Regions from separate parts of the Mus musculus genome. Here region 2 is linked to region 1. Evidence: chromatin loops called from intact Hi-C (ENCODE). Cell type or tissue: gastrocnemius. All regions are shown on one strand. Each heading gives the region's core, and the rest is flanking DNA. Links, peaks and the distances in the headings are about the cores only. Region 1 has its middle 220 kb from the start of Mir6344. Region 2 has its middle 170 kb from the start of Mir6344.

Region 1 (11,506 bases), core at 5,082-9,081:
GAAAAACAATAATCTTTGTCCATAAAAGTTTCTTCAGGACAACTCCTGTTTGTGCAAGAAGTTTTGGATTTTTACCCAGTGTACAAAATTGTCATAAAGGGGCAGGAGAAAAAATAGGCAGGAGAGGGAAGGAGGGGTGGAAGCACGTATGGCAAGAAATAAAGATTTTTACTAAAAGCTTCTATAAGTAATTTTCTTGCTAAGGCATGTTTTAGGGGACAAAAACTTCATAGTTTCAAATACCAAACAATGTATGTTTATTACACAAACTTAGGATTAAGTAATTAAATAAAAATCTAGAAGACAATTAAACTCACTATATTTCTAGTTCTCTGTTACATATGGCTACCTTTGACATGCAATACACATTACCTATTTCTGTAAATTCAAAGAAAAAATTTAGTTCATATTTTAACCTTTGAGCGTTTCATACATGTTTATAATGAATTTTACTCATTCTCACCCACCCTAATTATCCTATCCCATACCCCTCTTTCTCCTAAAAGCATTGTTCTTTCCAACAACTTCAGTGTTTTTCCTATTTTTATGCTGTGTGTGTCACTAAATTTAAACAAAGTTACCCACTAGGCATTGCGGTGATTATTTACCCAATCATGGGCAACCTACTAGTGGTCACACCACAGAAGAAAGTGACATTCCTCTCCACAACTAACCTTAATTGCCAACACTTCACCTACCTATGATGAAGTATTGATGGCTAAATAGTGTGTAGGTCTTTTTCTTCCAATAACATTTAAAATGTGTGCATCCCCTATACCGTGTGCAGAAGATACTGTTTCACAGCACCCATCCCCAGCTGCTGGCTCTTACATTCTCTCTGTCCTCTCTTCCACCTTTGGGGACAGAGCTAAAGGTGGCCCATTTAGAACTGAGCACTCCACAAACTCTTTGTCTACTTTGACCAGTTGTGGGTCTGTCTATCAACTATATTAACATCTGTCCACTACAAAACAGAAAACTTTTGTCTGTGTTTTGCTTTCTTCTGGATTATTTTTTAAAGTAATAAACAGAACATTCAAATTGTACATATCTATGAGATTGTGTTTGGTGTTTAATTCACAAACACATAATATAATGTTCAAGTCAAAGTAAATATATCTACCTTCTCAAATACTCATTATTTTTAAAAGGGTGAACACACAAAATCTTCCCTGCCAGTTTTTTTTTTTTTTTGGTTTAGAATTATTTTATTAGATATTTTCTTTATTTACATTTCAAATGCTACCCTGAAAATTCCCTATACCCCCCCCCACCCCCTGCTACTCTGCCCATCTACTCCCACTTCTTGGCCCTGGTGTTTCCCTGTAGTAGGGCATATAAAGTTTGCAAGACCAAGGGGCCTCTCTTCCCAATGATGGCCGACTAGGCCATCTTCTGATACATATGCAGCTAGAGACACAAGCTCTGGGGGTACTGGTTAGTTCATATTGTTGTTCCACCTATAGGGTTGCATACCCCTTCACCTCCTTGGGTACTTTTGCTAGCTCCTCCATTGGGGGCACTGTGCTCCATATTATAGATGACTGTGAGCATCCACTTCTGTATTTGCCAGGCACTGGCATAGCCTCACTTGAGACAGCTATATCAGGGTCCTTTCAACAAAATCTTGCTGGCATAGAGACTACCCCACCTGGGGATCCATCCCATAATCAGCCCTGTCAGCTTTTAGAAACACACAGTATGTTGTCATTATCTACAATCACCCTGCTATGCAGCAGCACAAAAGAACTGTTCATTTTTATCAAACTTAATTAAAATCAACCTCTCCCCATTTTCTCCTTCCTACTTGCCCTCAACCCTATGAGCTCATCCTTCTTTCTTTCTTCTCTTTTTGTATTCTGCAGATAAGTGTGATCATGTCTCTCATCTCTCTGCACCTGGCTATCTCAGTTAACATATTGCATTGGTGAATCTTCATTGTCAACTTTACAGGGTGGAGAAATTCCAAGGCCATCAATGAGGCACACATTTGGGTATGTCCATGAAGACATTACCAGTGAGAATTAACTGAAGCAGGGAAGAGATAACCTGAAGGTGGTGGAGCCATCCCATTGGAAGGAGGAAAGGAAAGATGCAGAAAAATGATAGTATTCCAGGTTTTCCATTTCCTGGTTTATTCAAATGTTGGAACACAGAGTCATGTTTCAGTAGACATATCACCCCTGTCCTGGTGGACTATGACCCCAAACATAAAGCTAAAATAAACCCTTTTCCCTCAAGTTATTTCTTATCAGGTATTTGGTCATAACAATGAAAAAATTAACTAATACATTACAATTATCTCCAGTCCATCCATCCTTGCAGATGATGAGATAAAGGCTAGAAACTATTCCACTGTGCATTATAATTAATACTTTCAAGAGTTACCAATTCTGAGGCTCTTTTTTTTTAATATTCAAGATTATTCCACTCACATTTATTTCACAACTAACATTCTTAAAATTTAGGTGTGTTGGATTACTCTGTGTATTCAGTTTTCACTTTTTAATTCTTTCCCCTTTTCCATGTCTCTACTGTTATAATTTATGTCTTTGTTTGCATCATTTACAGAAGGAATATTCCAGCTTCAATGAGGGGTTGTTGAAGTACTCCATAATTTTCATCCTGTCTTATCTCTTCAGCTCTGTAACAGCTTTGTAACTATGCCTTCCCTCCAACACACACACACACACACACACACACACACACACACACACACACACACACACAGAGAGAGAGAGAGAGAGAGAGAGAGCACTTCAGTGTGTCTGAATTGTTTGTTTCTTAATATTTTGGTATTTCTGCCCTTGAACCTGTTTTTTGTTTTTCTTACTTGTCTTTCCTATAGTGATCATTGTTGAGGTATGGTCTGTTGCTATGCTAAATTCTGTATCCCCAGGTCTAGTTTCTTCAAGACAAGTGAATCTTCACACATGTCAGCTTTTGTTGTGCAAACCTTGCTCCTTAATTTTATATTATTGGTTGCATATAAATGCTAACATCCTATAGCTGGGCAGAAGAGAAATAGGATTTCCATTCCCTGAACTTGGGTTCCAAAGCAGAGACCACCGTGAGAGAGAGGGAGGAGGAAGGGGAGGAGGAGGAGGAGGAAGAGGAAAGAAGGAAGGAAGGAAGGAAGGAAGGAAGGAAGGAAGGGAGGGAGGGAGGGAGGGAGGGAGGGAGGGAGGGAGGGAGGGAAGGAAGGAAGGAAGGAAGGAAGGAAGGAAGGAAGGAAGGAAGGAAGGAAGGAAGGAAGGAAGGATGTTTTCCTGGCTCCTAGGAACAGCATCAAAATACCTTCTGCAAAAGAAAGTTTATGAGTTATAAAATAAGTGGATGTCAAGAGCCCTCAGTTTGTAATCATGACATGTCTTCATGAGAGATTTAGCAATTTATTAATAGAAATGTACTTTTCCTGTACACTAGAAGGCAGCTACTGTCTTTGGGTTGACAAAGTAAATAGTCTATTAAGTCAGAAAAAGGATAGGATTGAAACAAAACCACAAACACAATGCAGCACTGGTAGCCAGTTGGGCAGACACATAAAGGATATCCTACATTTACAGGAAGGGATTTGAATTTAGTTCTGTGTTGAGTCTATACATGGAGGTCATGTAGGCAGTTCTATGCATTATACTCAAATAATTGCACTCTATATAATCAGGAGATTCTCTAAGATGTCTAAGTATTATGTCAGGGCAGAGTAAGAAATTTCAAGCAAGAGCTAGCTCAGGGTAAACAAGGAAGCACCAAGACATTCAGTCTCTCAAGATAATTATCCTCAGCTCGGACATGGCTGGGAATATGGTCATAGTTTTCAAATTGCAGTTTTCAAAGCAAAGGACAAGAGCTGCTTAAAATGAAAGATGACACTTGGGTCTTAAAAGCAGCCCAGCTCACAATCTAGGCTGCTTCAGACAGGTTCTGTCTGCACACAGGGCAAGCATCTGTCCCTTTATCCTTTGAGTGGTTTATTTACAAGGTAAATAAAACAGCCCCTCACAAAGCTCTGTGCCCTCAGAGAAACAATGTGAAGGGTCTGACCAGCTTACAAGCCAATCTCCCAAAGATGCTTTGCTGACAGATGTCACCTCTCTCTTTGCAAGGTTCCCACTTTTTCATAGCAACAGTGGGAAATGTTTGCAACTTTCCAAAGAGTGAGAGCAATTGTCAAAGCAGACACAGAAGGAACAAGGAGATGTTTCAAGGGTGCATGGCAGAGACTGGTAGGGTTTAAAAACCATCAGCAGGGTCCATGAGAGGTTGGAAAAATCCCTCTAGGCATAGGCACTCTGTGCCTGCTGCAGAGTGCTCTGTCAGCCTCTATATTTGACTATGGGATGCTATCTCCCTGGATTTAGCTACTCAGTATTGTTTATACTCCGAAAAGAAGAAAAAAAAATCTACAGTGTAAGTTTGTCCTGGCTAAAGGGGTGAAGAAAAAATGGAAAGGAAGAGGAGAATGGAATGGGAGAGGGAAAGAGGCAATAGAGAAAGGGGTCAGGTAGGAGAAAGGCTCTCTCAGCTGAAAAGTGCAAGTTGTGAGTCAAAATAGATTCACCAGTGCAACCATACGGCTCAGTCCTGCCTCCCTCGCCCTTAGCTCTGATACTCTCCTGTAGCTTTTCTTTCTGTGTAAGAATGTTTTGTTTTTTGTTTGTTTTTGTTTTGTTTTTTTCCAAGAGTTCTCCATATTGTCACCAAGCTTCAAAACAAAAATACTGGTTTTCTTTTGATATGTCTAAGAAGCCTAAAACCTCCCCAGTTTGGTTTTGACTCCTGTGAGCCCCATCTGTATTACCTGAAGCTCCAATTATTTCAGCCAGACACAGAGGTTTGCCTCAAAGTAAAAGGTGGTGACACACCAGAAAACAAGTGGCAAGACAACAAAATGGACTTTTTGCTGGGTCACTGACAGTTGATATCAACTAACAGGAAGAATTTAGGAACATTAGCCTGTTTGGCTGTAGAAAGTCCCTTCTCAGCTTTCTCTATGGACCTTCTGAGAAGTCACAAGACCTACCAATCACAAAATCCTGATAAACATGTGGCATGAGCCAATCAACTCATTGTTCTAGAAAATGCAATTTTCAACTCTGAGATAGGAAAGGTAATTGCAGGTGGATTACCCAGTGGCTGACCTTCAAAGAGATAGCCAACAGGGATGAGTCTTGGGTCGTGGATGTCCTGAATTCACCTTGGTCTGGTCCTTCCTAATGTCTAAGTGCCTAAGTTCTTTCCTCTATGCTAAGGTTTATTCAATATATGCAGATGAGTTTCCTTTCTTCATGTTTCTTATGAATGAAGCTTTGAAGTCTCACTATCTGGGCTAGTACTATATCTACTTATAATCACATTGCCTTAGGCCACCATAACTAAAGTCATGTTTTTCATTAAGATCCAATCCTGATCCTAAGTGGAAACAAATGAACACTGATATTTCCATGGAAGGAAAAGGACAGGGAGAGGTTATGGTCTTTGAATATACAGTCAGTGGGCTGATCTTAAACTGAAGAGGTATCATATTCTCCTTAAAAATGTATTCTTTAATATTCTATAAGCATAACTCTCACTCACTTTTCCATTCATAAAAAATATTTTCATGGGCAATGATTTGGTTCTTAGGCACTGACTTTATGTCAGATATCTAACAGCCTTGGAGACATCATGATGAGTTAAAAAGAGACATATTTTTGGATCTTGTGGGTCTGATAGAGAGAACCTACAAATGAACAGACAGATAACAAAAAACCTGTATCTTATTTCCTAGGGACACCATGGTAAAGTCACAAACTGTTCCCTTAAAAACAACAGAAACTTATTCTGTCATGATTCTAGAGAGGGAATGTATAAAATCAAGAGTTCATCAAGGACATTTCCCTTTGAACTTTCTCCAAAAGAACCCTTCCTTGAGCCATCTTCTTCCTCCTATTATTTCCTTTTTTGCATGTCCAAGTGTTTCCTGTTAGGAGGATACCAATATTGCATTAAGCCTTATTCTAAATCCAGAATAAGTTCATATTAATATTATATGTACAAAAGCTCATATTCTACACAAAAACACATTTTGATATCCTAAAGGCTATGAATTTTTTGGCTGGCACCATCCAGTCTTCCAGATAGTATGCAATTACAAACTGGATGAGAGTGTCAAAAGGGAGTGGTATATGATTTTGTCATGGCTGAGAAAAGCTTATAAGCTAGACTATAGGGAAATGAGTTTTTTTCATGCTTAGTATCAAGCTTAGAAGTGTCAAATAGCACCCTCTTGTTCTCTCAAGTTTCTCTAGATCAGAAAAGCAAGAGTAGGACAGGATTATTCCCCCATGATCTCAGAATATAGATATTCTTCTAAATTAGCACGTTAGTGTGGATGCGATTGTGGGGGTGGGATGTCCAAACATTTCTAAATTTCACTCATAGCATTGGGAAAAAATAATCCATTTCTTGTACCCAACATGAAACAAGACATCTATGTCTGCTAGATGCTATGGTTTTGAATTTAATTTCTCTTAAATTCATATACTGACACCCTAAAGCTCCAATTTGAAAAAAGGTTTGTTTTTTTTTTTTTTTGGAGATAATTCCAGTTTAATGGGATAATAAGAAAGAGATCTACTGTGATATGGTTGATGGTCATGTAAGGAGAGAAAGATAGGGTCTCCCCAGTCTCTATGTGGGAGCAAAGAAGAAAAAGCACAGGGAAAAGACCACCATCTTCGAACAAGGAAGGGAACTCTGACCAGAAACTGTCCATCTGGAATGTGTTCCATCCAGAACTGTGAGAAATCTGGTGTCTTCTGTATAAGCCATCAGCAGAGAGTGTTTATTAAGGGAATGCACAAAGACTACTGCATGGACTGCTTATATAGACTGTCATCCACTACTTGAAGCTATCCACAATCATTCTGTATTGTATTGTCAACGGCAGCAACAAAGAATCTCTCTTATACAGAATATTAGTCGTGAGCCTTTTTTTGTTTTTCATCTAGAAGAGCTCAAGCCCTGTTTAGTTTTATCCTGATGAGGCTAGGACGTAAGGATTGTGTGAAAACTCCCTCTTCATAAAAACACCTGTGCTGGTTTCACTGAATGATTAGGGTGTGTGATCCAGAAGCCAAGGTCTTGGTTTGTATCTTGGAATTTTCCTAGCATAGTAGATCAGGAAAAGCTTGTCTATTAAATAGAAATAGGACTGGTGCCCACTGGACAACATTAAGTTGATAAAGATCTAGAAGGAGCATTGTTAAGTAAAACAGGAATAAGAGGGAAAAGTAAAGAAGGCCCCTATGGGAAGAATTTGTCAAGTGAGGGCATGACTAGAGTGAGATGTGAACAGAGGGCTTGGCCAGCTACTCCCATGTTGCTACCCACAGGTCCACGAACCTGGTTCCTTAAAGGGAGGTTGGGGCTGCATTGGAGAAAATGGTGAAAGAAATAATGAGACCAAGACAAAGATACTGATCAAGGCCCAAAGTTTACTTAAAGTCTGAGCTTATATGGGGGGTGGGGATCTCCTTTCATCAGGATAGTGTCAGGAGAACAGGTTCAGCCTCTCAGTGCGTAGCAGCACCTGGCAGAACAGTAGACCTATCTAGGTCAGAAGACTCCATCCTAGGTGGTCTTGTTCACAATGGCAGAACAGGTCTGAACCAGCCTGCTCAAGGCTGGGGGAGGCTACACTCCCAGGGCTCTGGCCAGAGAGACTCTGGATAGGCATCAAGCATGGACAAAGCCACAGACTGAGATGAGTCATTTTCAGCCTTCTAGAGAATTTGTGACTCTGGAAAAAGCCAAACCAATAAGAGTAACATTCAAAAGATTTAGTAACTGATAAGATGGACCACCAGCCTTTGTGCTGGGAATTGTTCCCATGTAATCACTGACTACACTGTAGGTAACCCAGACAACTAATCCTGTGCAGGAAAATTTGGGAGTTATAGGGAGACAACAGAGTAATGACCTTGGATAGGATGACCAGACAATTTATTAAACAAACTGCAATAGTTTAAAAGGCGATAAAGAGGGTAGCCATATAAAACGGGATGTTGTATACCAAAACAAAAATGGTGATCACTTCCATCTTTTAGAACTCAAAATGTTGATGACTTACCAACCACAAAGAATTTTTAAGGATGCTCCAATAAAATCACTTTCAGGTAACTTGAAAAATCATTTTGAGACAAGGCTAACTATGTAGCCCTTGGCTAGTTAGGCACTTGCTGTATTAATCAGGTTAGACTTGAACACCATATGGGCATTCTCTTGCCTTTCCTTCGCAAGTGCTGGAATTCCCAGTGTGCTCACCATACCACCTGTTTTAAATAACATTTTGTTTATGCATACTAACTATATATCAGCATTCTAGGCCTAGGGTTAATAGACTTGAGTTTAGCAACTAAGCTGTCACTAAATGTTGTTCTGGGAAATTGTTCTCACGCCTTTATTTCCCTACACAGAAAGGAAGTTTATTAATGTTTCAGCCTTAATTCATTCCATGTGAATTCCATTTAAACAGCTTTATGAATAGAGTACCCTTCTTTGTTGATGAGTAAATTTCAAAATATTTCCTGTGGCTTTACATTGGAATAATACTGGAAAGAAATCTGATATGACAAATAAAAATTCCTGAATGAACAAAGGTGAGAATTGTGTTGCATAGGCGCCATATCGCCAAGGTCTGAAGTTGCTTAATCCAAGAGTATAAAGCTTGGACTATGTCTTCGATCCCTGTGAACAAAGGCTGAACTCTGGAGGAAGTGGGACAGCTGTTGTTCAGCTATGCTGTGAGAAAAGAAAAATCTCTACTGATTTCACAGGGATGCACAGTCCACCCTTCTCAGGTTATCAGCAATTCACTCATTCCTTAATGCCTACCTCAGAGCCCATTGTTCTCATCACGACAGCTGTTGAGGCACCCTCAAGTTATTTAGTTTATGCCTTCTGTATGCAGTCATCATGGGTATTTTATCATGTAATTTCATATGTAATACGCTCCCAGGTTGTTTTTCTTTGTTTTGTTTTGTTTTTAATGTCCTAGCTTTCTGTAAATTCTTGCAACCAAATACTCAAGGATAACAAATTGGGCTAATCAGCTTGAAACCCTCATTTTGGGAGGCACTCACTGCTTATTTTTTCCCATAATTTATGTTTTTATTCACATTACAACCTTGTCACATCCCGTATTTCTTCCTCTCCTTCCAGTTCTACCCTTACAAATCTCTCCCCTATTACCTCCTTCTCTTCTCTTCAAAGAGGGGGAAGCCCCTCTTGGGTACCACTCCAACCTGGGCCATCTAGTTCTAGTACGTACGACTAAGCACCTCCTCTCCCACTAAGGCCCAATCAAGAAGCCAGGTAGGGAAAGCAGATTCAATGTCAAGCAACAGAGTCTGAGACAGCCCCACTCCAGTTGTTAGAGGACCCACATGAAGACTAAGCTGCACATTTGATATGAATGTGGACAGGGAGCTAGGTCCAGCCCCTGCATGCTCTTTGGTTGGTGGTTCAGTCTCTGTGAGTCCCCATAGTCCCAGGTTAGTTGACTCTGTATATCTTTTTGTGGTGTTCTTGACCCCTTCAGCCTGCTCAATTCTGCCCCGAATCATCCACAAAACTCCCTAAGCTCCATCCGATGTTTGGCTGTGGGTCTCTGAATCTGTTTTGTATCGACTGCTGGATGAAGCCTTTCAAAAGACAGTTATGCAAGGTTCCTGTCTGCAAGCATAATAGAGTATTATTAATAGTGTCTGAGGTTAGCTCTCTCTTTCATGGGATGGGTCTAATGTTGGGCCAGTCATTGGTTGGCTATTCTCTCAGCCTCTGCTCCATCCGTATCCCTGCACATCTTGGAAACAGGACAATTTTGGGGTTGAAGGTTTTCTGGGTGGGTTGATGTCCCTCTCCTTCTACTTGAAGTCCTGTTTGGCTACTCCAGTCTCTATAGCTCCTGCTGGTAGGAATCTCAACTAGAGTCACCCCCATAGACTCCCTGTAGCCTTCCTCATCCCAGGTCTCCAGCTACTTCCAAAGATAGCACCCTCCAATTTCCATTCTGACTCACAATTTCCCAAGGCCCCACCCCTGACACCTGACTGTCATCCCTATACTATTCCTCACTCCTGGTCCCACCCAGTTCCCTCTCTCCATCCACCTCTGATGAATCTACACACATCCTTAGAAAATATTTTGCTTTACTTTTTTTCCCATGCAAGCCTACATTTGAAGTTCATTTTAACTTCAACAATCCCCAAAGAATATGTGGATTTATGCTCATAGTGATCTACTACATGCCTGTTTTAAACACACTTCTAAATAGTACACCCTTCAACTGTCAAAAGCAAGTACTCATTCAGTAAATGAATAAACAGTAACAGTCTTAGGCATACAAGCTATATATTCGCTGTAGCAATTATTCAAATCTGCTGTAATAGTGGGAAAGCACAACTGACCATCCCTAAACAGAAGAACATGACTTCCACAAATAAAACCTTATTTTTAAAATCCAGGTGGTCAGCTGGATTTGATCCATTGACCTATCTGCCGATCCCCAGCCTAAATTCAATTTAACACAGGATCATAAGATATGTTGATGTTCCATGAACAGTATATAATGTTCCATGAAGGACCATTTGCCTGATTTAAAAAATAGTATTTTGCACTTTTCTACTTCTTTTCCACATGAGATTCTCAATTTTCCTGATGTCTTATCTTTTCATCAGATCTCTCTATATATAATTTGTACTTTGTTATTTCTACAAACTTTAATATCTTCAATGAATGAAAAATTATATAAACTATTTTTTATCTCTGGAAATGAAAGGACTTATTCTGAGGAAAGTCCAAGGTTTGAGCCTCCAAGGCAGTAGTATGCTAGAAGGTGTAGCCCCTGTTCCAACTTGTTCGCTATAGGTTTGTTGACAAATCACATAAAAATTTGCATGAATGAAATATTTGCTGTCTCTTTAATAGTGCTTTCCCTAGGATGCCAGACTCCCATGACATCTGAATCTTAATTTTGTTTGCTTGTTTGTTTGTTAAAGACTGTTGTCCTCTGGGAATCCCCTAAGGGACCTGTGGATCTGAAGGACTTCCACATTCTTCCTGTCTAAGTGGAGGAATCCATGTGAGTGAACAGCCAAATTTCCATCAAAGCCCTTGGAGACTTGATTTATTATTTTTTTTCTTTGAGACAGGGCTTTTCTGTGTAGCTTTGGCTGTACTGGCACTCACTTTGTAGACCAGGCTGGCCTCAAACTCAGAAATCTGCCTGCCTCTGCCTCCCAAGTGCTAGGATTAAAGGCATGCACCACCACCACCCTGCGTGAGACTTGATTTCTTTATCCTTCTGCCTAGATGATTGAACTCTCAGTCCGAAAGAGATCTCATTTAAAATAGTGAAGAATTCCCATGATCATTTTCCTTAAAACTTGATGACCTTGCCCTGTTCACATATCAGGCTATTCACTGTCTATCATCCGTGTTTAAATGTGCATTTTTCTTTCCT
Region 2 (11,506 bases), core at 4,858-8,857, 55 kb after region 1:
TATCGAAAGTATACATAACATCCAATGAGATATGCCTTGGATCAAGCTGGAGTTGATGCCCAGTGGTACAACAATCTACTAGCACATGTAAAGTTCAATGCCCAGCATCATGAAAAAGAAAATAAACATGCCCACTTATTCTGACATTCAGGAATCGCTAGAGTTGGGCTTTGGTAACAGATCAGTAACTAAAGCACTTGATGTGCAAGCATGGGGATCTGAGTTCGAATCCCAGAACCCATGTAAATTGAGCAATATGGCAGCATGGAACTATAATCCCAATACCACAGAGGTAGAAACAGGAGAATCCCTAGAGCTTGTTAGACAGCTGCTCTAGCAAATCAGCAACAATATGATTCAGTGAGAGACTGGGGTTTGTTGTTGTTGTTGTTTGTTTTTTTAAGGCAAAGAAGAATTGAGACACACACTTGATATCAACTCCTGGACTCCACATGTATGTACACACATACATATGCATGCACCCCTGCACACACTTAGCATCTGTAAAGAGTGGTGATAGAGATAGCAGAGCTGCTCAGATACACAGCCCATCACTATTGGCACATACCAAATCTTACACTGAAGTAAACATCTAGAATTATCATGAGCAATTTCTATCTCCTCAAATAGAGCATTAATAAATGAGCCATATTACAATGCTTCTATTTGGATGGATACCTGAGGCTTTCTTGAACATTGGGCTAGGGTCAATGAGAGATATGTTTTGTGTTATGTAATTTCTCATCAGTACAGGGCTATAAATGATATTCTTTTTTTTTTTCAGGTTGTTTTTTTTTCCATTTTTTATTAGGTATTTAGCTCATTTACATTTCTAATGCTATACCAAAAGTCCCCCATACCCACCCACCCCCTAAATGATATTCTTAATATTCAGATATGTGCCTTGCTGGGGAACTGAACAACACCATGGTAAACTTATCATGTCAACACTACCACTACAAATTATACTTTAGAATGGATTTGTGAAGTTTGATGTTTGACTAAGAGCCTGGACAGAACACTGCTGTCTGTTTTAGCAGTGAATGGGAGACATGAGGTTCTTCCTAGGTGCACCAGGAGGCTAAGCAAAGAACAACTGAGCTACTTCTGACTTTGTACGTTAAACCTATACTGAATGGAAAGAGCCACTTGGTGACATGAGGGTGTTTTGTCCTTTGTATTAGCAAGGAATTTGCTAACTCCATAAACTGGACTAATTTTGGAAATCCTAAAGTTTAAAAAAAAAAAGAAAACCAACCCATAGCAAATGATGGGGGGGAGGGCAGGAATTAGAAGCCCTGGTAAATAACTTAGAATATTCAAAAGGCAGAATACTGGTGATAACAGTCAAAAGGTGTCTAGCTGCATAGAAGGGCCATTAACTTGAATATCCATAAAGGCAGACCTTTAACTCACTTGCCTGTGAGTTAAAGCTACTGGTTTACTCAAAACCTTTAAAATGTTTCCTTATTCTAGAGTAAAATAATAATGAAAAAGAAAGAAATATGGTATTTTGGATTTTACTAGGAAATATTTTCTTTTTCAGTAATTACTTAGAATAACAGCATTTGTCTTCACCTGCTCCTCCTCTTCCTCCTCCTCCTCCTCTTTGTTCATCCCTTTATCTCCCTTCCTACTTTACTCTTTCTCCCAATATTCTTACAAATAGGTTCTACTTTGTAAGTACCCACAGCCAGTGACTATAGCCCTGGAACATCTAAGGATGGGAAGTCAGAGAAAAGTCTACTCACAATTCTAGAATATATAAGTAAGGATTCAGTGAGAGTTGTAAACTATAGCCTTCTCTTTTATGCCTCCTGATCAGTAAGAAAATCTCCATCCACAACAGAGGAGGGGCACAAAGTTAAACTGATTTTGTACTTTACTTTCATCTCTTCTAGGTACAGAATTCTTTTTTATCAGTTTCAGAGGATATATGTGATTCCAGAGAAAAGAAATGGGAAAGGAGAAATAAAATATAACTTAAAAGAAAAAAGAAGGCTTAAGTTTTAGCTATGTACCCACATTTCAAAAGGCTCTCTGTTTCTGAACTTGAATATGTCCATTTAACCTCCAGGCTTGACTCTTACCTCCCAGATTGGAAGGACTAATTCAAACCAGAGCTAATGCGAGAACCCTGCTGAGGGTAGTGTCTCTAAAATGCTTCACACTGTATAAAAAGGAGACCAAGGTGCCAAATGCTGTAACTGTCCACTCTTGTCCTGTTTTAAATTGACTTCTAACCTTTGGTACAATGGAGTGTGAAATCAGCCTAAAGATCTGTGGAATGCCAAACTAGATACAAGGGGACATTCTAAAACTAAGCCTGGGCAAAATAAGACGTAGAAGACCGCAGTTTTACAGTTAAGCCAAAAGAAGCAGAGATTTAAATTGAAGGGTGCAGAGAGCCGAAGCTCTGAAGTCAGTCCCTGGAAAAGTGAAAATGCTAGCTTGTTCCTATCCCCAAGTTAACCCTTGGGAGAAGCAAGATCAGACCACAACTCATGGGCTCCTTCTCTCAGTTTATCCCCCAAGTCATCAGTTCAGCATGAAAACACTAATAAGCATCATTATTATTACTATTATTATTATTAACTTTAAATGGTGCCTACATATGTATTTCCAGCTATTACCACTCTCATTTTATATAACAGGTATACAAGGAGCTAAATATATATTTTTAGGGTCACGTGAAGAATAATCAAGGAAAACTAGAAGCCATACTCATCCCCCCAATGTTGTCCAGAGGACTCTAAAAGGTTCCTTCTGGGGTAAAGATGGTTAGTTTGTAACTAGCAGGGTAGGATGCTGCAGATGCAATGCTTCTCTTACTATCCTCACTCTACTACCCTCCAGTATCCAATTGAGTCCCTACAGCTGAGGATTAGAGGATGCAATAGAAGCATGCATATTAAAGAATGCAGTAGAGGCATGCATATTAAAGATTGCATTAGAAGCATGCATCACAATTGTTCTCTAGCTCACCTTCCATCTTTCCTGCAAAAATCCTCAGGGAAGTTCCCAACATTCTCAGTCAGATTTCCATGGTTCCAAGGGTCTTCCAGACTACCTGTCAGATTTCCTCTCTGTCTCTCTGTCTCTCTGTCTCTCTGTCTCCCTGTCTCTCTCTCTCCTCTCTCTCTCTCTCTCTCTCCCTCTCTCTCTCTCTCTCTCTCTCTGTTTCTATGTGTATGTCTCTGCCACATTCCCTCTCTCTTCCCACACTTTCACTGTGTCTGTCTGCCTCTGATTCTCTCTATCTCTGTGTCTCTCTGTTTCTGTGTCTCTATCACTCTGTCTCTCCATGCCACACCCTCCCTATATTTTATGCAGAGGAAGAACTTTTCTCTCTTGATGAAGATAATTACTTCAGAGGAATTTGGGCCAATGGGTACCTACTACCACTATCTGAGCCTTCTTTGCAAAACACAGTCACTGCCAAACCATGTTTCGGGTGCTACTGAAATGTCAAACAAGATCCCTGAGGAGTACTGCTCTCAGTGCTGAATTTCCTGGTATCTTTCCCCCTCTTTTCATCCTCAAACAGTCCTAGTAAAAACTACTTGTAAGTAACTAAAAATCAAGAAGTTACTTTCCATTTAAAGGTTTACCCTACCCCAAAATTAAAAACTAATAACCTGTGCCAATTTAAGGGGAAAGACTTCAAGACAAATTTTCTTCATGCAACATCATTTTCCCCCTCAATCACAACATCATTGCAGTTAAAAATATTTGGGATTCCTCCACCCCCAGCTCTTCTCCATAGCTGATACCAGAATGCAAAGGAAGGAATGGCTTAACTCCTACCCCTCACATTCCTTACAAAGAGCTGCCCCTTTGCACTTTATTGATACTGCTTGCCATCAAAGGCTTTCCATGGTAAGCCAATTTCCTCCATATTATAAGTCTTACCACTGCCCATGTCCAGTCAAAGCTCAAAGCTCCAGGAATTGGAAGAGACAAACCCAGAGATGAGTGGATTATAAGTTAGTCAGCTCAGGTAGACCCGAGGAGAAAGTTCTACTTGCCTCTGAGGTGTCTACAAATTAAAAAGTAAAGGTCAGAGGAGGGGTAAATATGAAAAGAAAAAAGTACAGAAAACTAAAACACAAGTCAGTAGACCAAGTAAAGATACTAAGCTAGCACACATTCAGAACACAGGCAGATGTCAAGGTAAGGCAGACAAACCTGACACCTAGAAACACAGCTGGAATTCTGAACTCTAGAAAGAGGGAAATTGCATATTTTGGAGGACTTCAAAGTGTAGCTCAAAGACAGAAGCAGGAAGATTGGGAGCCTGTAGATTCCTTCTAAAATGGTCTGGTCAGGGTTCACGGGAGACAGCTTCTGCTGATGGTGGGGCTTGTTTGAACCCACACGAAGGCAGAGTCCTAGAGGGCTGAAGCCTCTGTGCTCTCTTCTCAAAGCCAAATATGCCAGTAAATGTCCACTAAAATGCTAATAATGTATGGGTCAACTAGGGACAGATCTTATACTGGGAATAACGGTAATTTCCCCTTAAAGGAATACTACCTTGAAACTAGGAGAGAGCCCTATTTGTTTATGACAGTGTTCAGAGACTCCTATAGATAATGGTTTGGATCTGGTTTGATTCCACATAAAGCAGTCTTTGCCACAGAGGCCAACTGAACAAAAACTTTTAGGGTTGGAATATGGCTCTTAGGCATTTGTCCAAGAAGAATCAGCTTTGAGTCTAGAAACATCAGTCAACCTTTGTTATCTAGCAACATACTCTCCAACTTTATAAGTCAAGGGAAAGGTGTACTAGACAAAATAATATTTCCCCAAAGTTATCCATGTACATCCAAATATATAATGCCCTATACCAAGGGAGAGTTAAGGTTACAGATGGGATTAATTTTGTTCATCTGATCACGAATTGGGACAGGTGCTTATCCTGAAGGATGGAATGGGAGATGTAACATTATTCATGAGAGGTTTTGTTGTTGTTATTGGTGGTGGTGGTGGTTTTTTGTTTTTTTTGTTTTGTTTTGTTTTTGTTTTTTTGTTTTTTGTTTTTTAAGTGGAATAAAGAGACAGAGAAGGAAGCAAAAGCAGTGGCCACGAGATGACGAGAGCCATGTAATGTGGAAAAGATGAGATATCCCATAGCTGGCCTTGAAGATGGGAGACAGCAAAGAGGCAAGAAAGTGGGACACATCTGGGAGCTGGGAAAACACAAGGAAAGATTCTCCAAGAAGGAGTACAGGCTTCCATCACCTTGCGTTTAGCCTAGAGAGACTTGGATCAGACTTCTGTACTGCAGAACTGCAGAGGAAAAAAACATCTAAAACCACCAAGTCACTGGCAAGTTATTAAACTTCTATAGAAAAGGAATTCAGGAAGTTCAAGAAGATACTACTAAAGTTTGTGAGCCATCAATCAATTGTTCACATTCAAAACAGGCACAGTCTACTCAATACAGGGATTTCCTATACAGAAGAGAAAGGCTATAATTGCTGACTTCCACATGCATGGCCCTTCTGGGTATAAGGAGGAAGTAGAAATGTGACATGACAATGAAAAGCCAGGTTGAGAAATTAAGATGTTTATAGTTATTTACAAAAGATTATCAGTGTCATGTATTCTGAAATGTCAACTTTCTTTTTTCCTTCCTTCTGTCCTTCCTTTACTTCCTCCCTCCTTCCCTCTCTTCCTCCCTCCCTGCCTCCCTTCCTTCCTCCCTTCCTTCCTTCCTTGCTTCGCTTTTCCTTTCTTTGAGTCAGAGTAGCTCTCACTGGCCTAGAACTCAGTATATAGACCAAGCTGGCCTCAAGCTCACAGAAACATGCTTGCCTTAGCCTTAGCCTTCCAAGTGCTGGGATTAAAGGTATTAAAGAATGAAAGGTATGTGGCACCATGCCCAGTCTATGGATTATATAAGAACTATCAATTTTCTCTCTCATCACTAGCGAATCTATTATTATTTTCCAATTCAAACTCAAATATCTTACCCTGTGGAGAGGCAACAAGGTCTAGAGAAGTAGGTTGTCTTTACTTACTTCTTAAATCACTCACTGCTTTGCATAGATTCAGAGAGCTCAAACTCTTCAAAGCCCAGAAAGAAGACATCACCCCTAACACATTCATAAAGATGAATGGTAAGCAGCACTTTTAATATTAAAAACACTATATTTCAAAGAATGCTGGTCTCCAAACATGTTATCAAAATTATAATTATACAGATGGAAAAAGAAGTGGAAGTAATCAGAAAGTCAGCTGTGATGGAACCCCGCCCCTGTTTGTGTATGTGTGTGTGTGTGTGTGTGTGTGTGTGTGTGTACGTATGTGTGTGTGTGTGTGTGTGTGTGTGTGTACGTATGTGTGTGCGCATGCATGTATGTGTGAGGATACATGCATGCACACACACATACTAGGAAAATCATTTGAGAAACATTAGTTTTCCTTAGTGAGTATTTTATGTATTCTATCAAACAAAAATTTTCTTTGCATTATATGGAAATTTTTCTACTAAAGAAATACAGGACGAGAAAGTACCTAAGGAGCCAAAGGGGTCTGCAACCCTATAGGTGGAACAACAACATGAACCAACCAGTACCCCCCCCCCCCAGAGCTCGTGTCTCTAGTTGCATACGTAGCAGAAGATGGCCCAGTAAGCATTTTATTTTCAAATTAATGAGGCCCAACTGAAGGAAATGGTGTTTCCCATCTGACCAGCTTTGTAGAAAAACTCCCTACCTCCTTTTTAAGAAAGAGAGAGAGAGAGAGAGAGAGAGAGAGAAACTGATAAAGCCTTATTTAAATAAAATTTTATTTTGAACTAAAAAAAAAAAAATACAGGACAAAAGAGTTAGAAACACATTTCAAAGGAAAGCTGGGAAAATCACAGAAGAAAACTTACAGAGCACAACACTGCAATCCCATATAGTCTACATAAGGCCCCTTTGTCTTTCAGGAGCATCTGAGGAAGCCACATGTGCATGGTGCAATGTAATTGCATCATCATTTCTCTGAAATGAGGGAAGGGTTTTGCTCTGCATAAATTGTGGTCACAGAGGCTATGTTCACTTCTGATACATTTATGTCCAGGAGGATTGCATGTAAACTTGAATTTTTGTTGGCTGTGCATGCGCACAAATGCTGAAAATAAAGCTAGCCATTCATTAAGATCACCAAATACACATCCCTCAAATGCACAAGACCTCAAGAGTGTAAATTTGGAAACTGAAGAACAGACAGTCTTCTAAGATGATTCCCCAAGGTGTGTGGATCAACAGAGCAGGCTGTCCTCCCCAGTGTGACAAGGAGCCAACAGTGAATGTCTGAGTAGAGTATCATAAATAAAAGACCACTTCAATCACTTCATACATTGACAACAACTGCTTTGGCACCTAGTTATAGAGCTTACAAAGGCTTAATTTAACAGTGTGAATACACAGCAGGCTGTGTGTATCTGTGTGTGTGCATAATGACCTCCATACAAGCTACTATTTTATAGTGGCTTCTAGAAGAGAGAGGGAAAACAAGATTCAACTATAGACGCTGTCTATATTTAATATTTCTGTTAGTTTTCTGTCTGCCAATCTGGCAGATTGGCTCAATTGGAAAAACAACATCTATGATTGCTGAAATAGTTCCTGGCTACATTTGGCACCCTTAATCACTGAACAACACAGAAATCCCTGTCTTCAAATCCAAGGCAAAAGAGGCCAGCCTTTGTGTATCACCAAGACTTATCTGTTTGTCTTTATTTCAAAGTCCAAATTCTAATGTTGTTACTCAATTGAATAGCATAGCAGTCCACAACATTTCACAAAGACAATGAAAACTCTATGCAAATCCTTGGATTAGCTGGATGACTGTAAATGCTGAATCTGTCTCCTGTTTTCTGTTTTGTTTTGTTTTTCTAGGTCAAGAAGAAACTTCCATTTCATTCATTTAAACTTTATTTTATAGTAGTGAAATTGAAGTAAATTTTCTCTGTTGTTGATAGGCAAACATATAAACAGCAAAGAAAAATGATTGTTGGCGACCACATGTTTGAAGGGACTATTTGACCTATTTAAGGGGGGAAGAAATCTCCTAAACGTGGTTAACATTCTTTTAAAGGACTGAATCTGAATTAGAGGTGCCACGTTTGAATCTTGATCCAATTCTTAGTAGCTAGATGAGATTCACAGCTCACCCACCCCTGTGAGTCACTGGATCTTGCATTATTGAAAGCTTAAATGGGACGTTACATGAAAAAGCTGCTGGCTAATGACAGAGTGTTTTTGAAATAAAATATGATACTAGAAATCAAGAAAGGGATGTGATATCATACAGTTATTATTGAAATCAAGCTTATTACTAGAGGGACAGTTGCTGTGAAAGAGAAACCCAGGCTAACAGTCCAATTTCCACCCATCTCCAAAGTTTATTGGCATATTTGCAGACTGAAGAAAACATGATACATTTGGTCCGATGTTTAATCAGGGCCTGAAAACTTAGCAAAAAGTGAATGAAAATTTTATTTCTACACAAAAAATTATTGGCAATGTAAAATGTCTTTGAACTTAATTTTATCTCTGTCATCCATAGTTTCTAGGTCTTAACTTCTGTGTGTCTAGTTTCTTTCTTCTCCTCTTTCTTTCTTTCTTTCTTTCTTTCTTTCTTTCTTTCTTTCTTTCTTTCTTCCTTTCTTCTTCCTTTCTTTCTTTCTTCCTTTCTTCCTTTCTTCCTTTCTTCCTTTCTTCCTTTCTTCCTTTCTTCCTTTCTTCCTTTCCTTTCCTTCCTTCCTTCCTTCCTTCCTTCCTTCCTTCCTTCCTTCCTTCCTCCCCTCCCCTCCCTTCCCTTCCCTTCCCTTCCTTTCCCCCCTTCCCCCTTCCCCCTTCCTCCTCCTCCTCCTCCTCATTCTTTTTCTTCCTCAACTTTTGATTTTAGGCTATATTTATATACACTTAAATATATAACAATAATAATTAAATAAATCAAGGCCATGAATTTGAAGGGAGCATGGGAAGAATTGGATGGAGTACAAGAAGGAATAAAATGATGTGATTCAATTTCTTTCAACCTATAATGTTTTTTAATTTTAATTTTTATTTTCCTTTTAATTGAAAATAGATTCTTTGCTCATACAATATATCCTGATTATAGTTTCCTTCTACTCCTCCCAAGATCTCCATAACTCCTTTTCCTTTCTGTCTCTCATTAGAAAAGAATAGGCTTCTAAGAGAAAACAACAAAACACAACAAAATATAATCACATACAACAGAAATCATCACATTGAAGTTAGACAAGACAAACTAACAGAAGGCAAAAAGTCCTATAAGAAGGCACACGAATCAGAGACCCATTCATTCACACACACACACACACACACACACACACACACACACACACACACACAAATTCTAAACCAATGTCCCATAAAAAATACTAAACTGAAAGCTATAATATATATATGCAGAGGACCTGGTGGAGGTCAATGCATGCCGTGGTAGTCTCTATGAGCTTTGTTCAGTTGTCTAGAGGCCCATATTCTCCTGGTATCCTCCATTCTCTCTGGCTCTTAAACTCTTTCTGCCTCCTCTTCCACAGGATTCCTTGAGCTTTGAGGAAAAGGATTTGATAAAGACATCCCATTCAGAGCTGTTGTTCCACGCTATCTGTCTCTGTCTCTCTGTCTCTTCTTTCTCTGCCTCTCTATCTGTCTCCTTGTCTTTCTATCTCTCTGTGTGTGTATAATTTCTGGCTACGGGTCTGCTGCAGAGTGAAACTTCTCTAATGATGGCTGAATAAGGAACTAATGTATGAGTATAGAAGAGTACCATTCAGAGACATTTTATCACTACTTTTTTTTAGACTATTAGACTAGTGGCATTTAGTTTTATACTGTATGTCCCTGGTCTATCTGGTCTCTGATTCTTGGTCATTCAAGCAGTGTCAGGAATGCTTCTATCACTGGAGTGATGGCCTTAAGAGAGATCAGACATTGGTTCTTCTTCAACCTGCCATCTATACAACTACCTATTGATAAATTAAAACAATGAACTGTCCCATGGGTGTCAAAGAGAGGAATCTTCCAAACAGTATCTTTAGTAAAATAAAACAAAACAGACAAACAACAGCAACAATAAACAATAGAAACATAAGCACCTTACAATCACTGGATGCTTCCTTTACTAACCGTCCAGACAAGCTTCCAGTTCCACAGCCAAGCAGTCCCTCCTCCCCGTCTTCAGCACCTAAGAACACTTTCTGCAGGGAGACATTTCAGGAAGATTGGTTCCTACTTCGGCAGCTGCCAGATGCTGAAGTGCCTGTGAGGCTGGTGTGAACTGGCAGAGGAAATAATCTAGCCCAGCTTCTAGCATCATATTCTCTACTTTGAGGAAAAAAAAAAAAAGGTGTGTGGGGGGGTAAGATCAGGGAGGGAATCACTTCTCGGCCTTTTGGCTAAGATCAAGTGAAGATCAGGGAGGGATGGAGTTTTGGAAATACCTTTCTTCCTAGAGACATCTTCCACCCAAGAACAGGTTCTATTTTCTAACCTGCCCTGTCAAAGGACTTACTACTCAAGGTAATAGAAATACTGGTGGTATTTCACCTTTATCCAAATCTCTGCCTGCTAAAAACCAGTGTTATAAGAAAACAATCCATTAGCCAAGGATGTCAACTCAAGCCACTGCCACCCCTACACATGTCTTGTGTTCCCAGCTGAGGTTTTCAACAGGACTGGCTCACAGCTCTATTCTTCCCTCTGCCTCATCTGAAGCGTCACCATCCCTTCCACAGGTTCATCTCAGTAACCTTCCCTGATAAATATTTTGCCTCTTAATCTTATAGAAATTGGTCTGTGGAGAAAGCAAACTCAGCATATAGAGTTCTGGTCATTTGCTATCAATTATGGCCTGGCACCTAGGCTGTGCCTTGAAAAAGGTGATAATCTCAATAGTTATTTGTGTTGCTAATTCTTGCATGGAATGCAGACCATAAAAGTGAGCATGTTTCAAATCAATACAGGAACCTTGATTTTTTTTTTTTTTTTTTTTAGTTAGTCTGGTTAGTATGAGAAGAGTTTTGTTTGTTTATTTGTTTGTTTGTTTTCCCTAAACATATTTTATAAATCACAAGGACATCCTTTATTTTTATTAATTAATTATTTTATTTATTTACATCCCAAATGTTGACCCCTGTCCTCCCATTCTGTCTCCCAGAATTCTTTTCCCCATCTCCCATCCCCTTCCCCTCTGCCATACTCTTCCTCTCCATGGAGTTGCTTCCTGGGTCTCTGGGAAACCAGGAAACTCAATGACACCTAACCCATTTTCATTTACATATTTGGAAAGACTAGTTAAAAGAAAGGTTCTGCCTTCTCTCTAGTCTGTTTTTCCAATGGACCTGGTTGGACATCACAGCATCTGGTTACTTCAGTAAGAGGACCAAACTGGATTAGCAGCCTTCCTTCTTCCACCAGTAACATAGAAAATGATTCACTGACAACATTCTTTTTCCTGTTCCCATGGGGTGGGGGTGGGG

The links. Hi-C counts contacts between places; a loop is a spot of excess contacts. Peaks named below come from ENCODE experiments on the same cell type or tissue, not always from the same donor. Only the 100,000 strongest peaks of a DNase experiment are listed, where the experiment ranks them.
Region 2: a loop joins it to region 1, with 3 times the contacts of the local background. A loop is called at or near these places in 1 of 42 quality-filtered maps.

The regions. Positions count from the first base shown.
Region 1 is chr1:81,905,041-81,916,546 of GRCm38, forward strand. No RefSeq gene overlaps it. Among named protein-coding and RNA genes, the nearest start is that of Mir6344, 220 kb to the right of the region's middle. In gastrocnemius, for the core only: no CTCF peak of the experiment used is centred there; no DNase peak of the experiment used is centred there.
Region 2 is chr1:81,960,287-81,971,792 of GRCm38, forward strand. No RefSeq gene overlaps it. Among named protein-coding and RNA genes, the nearest start is that of Mir6344, 170 kb to the right of the region's middle. In gastrocnemius, for the core only: no CTCF peak of the experiment used is centred there; no DNase peak of the experiment used is centred there; H3K27ac peaks cover 1,342 bases.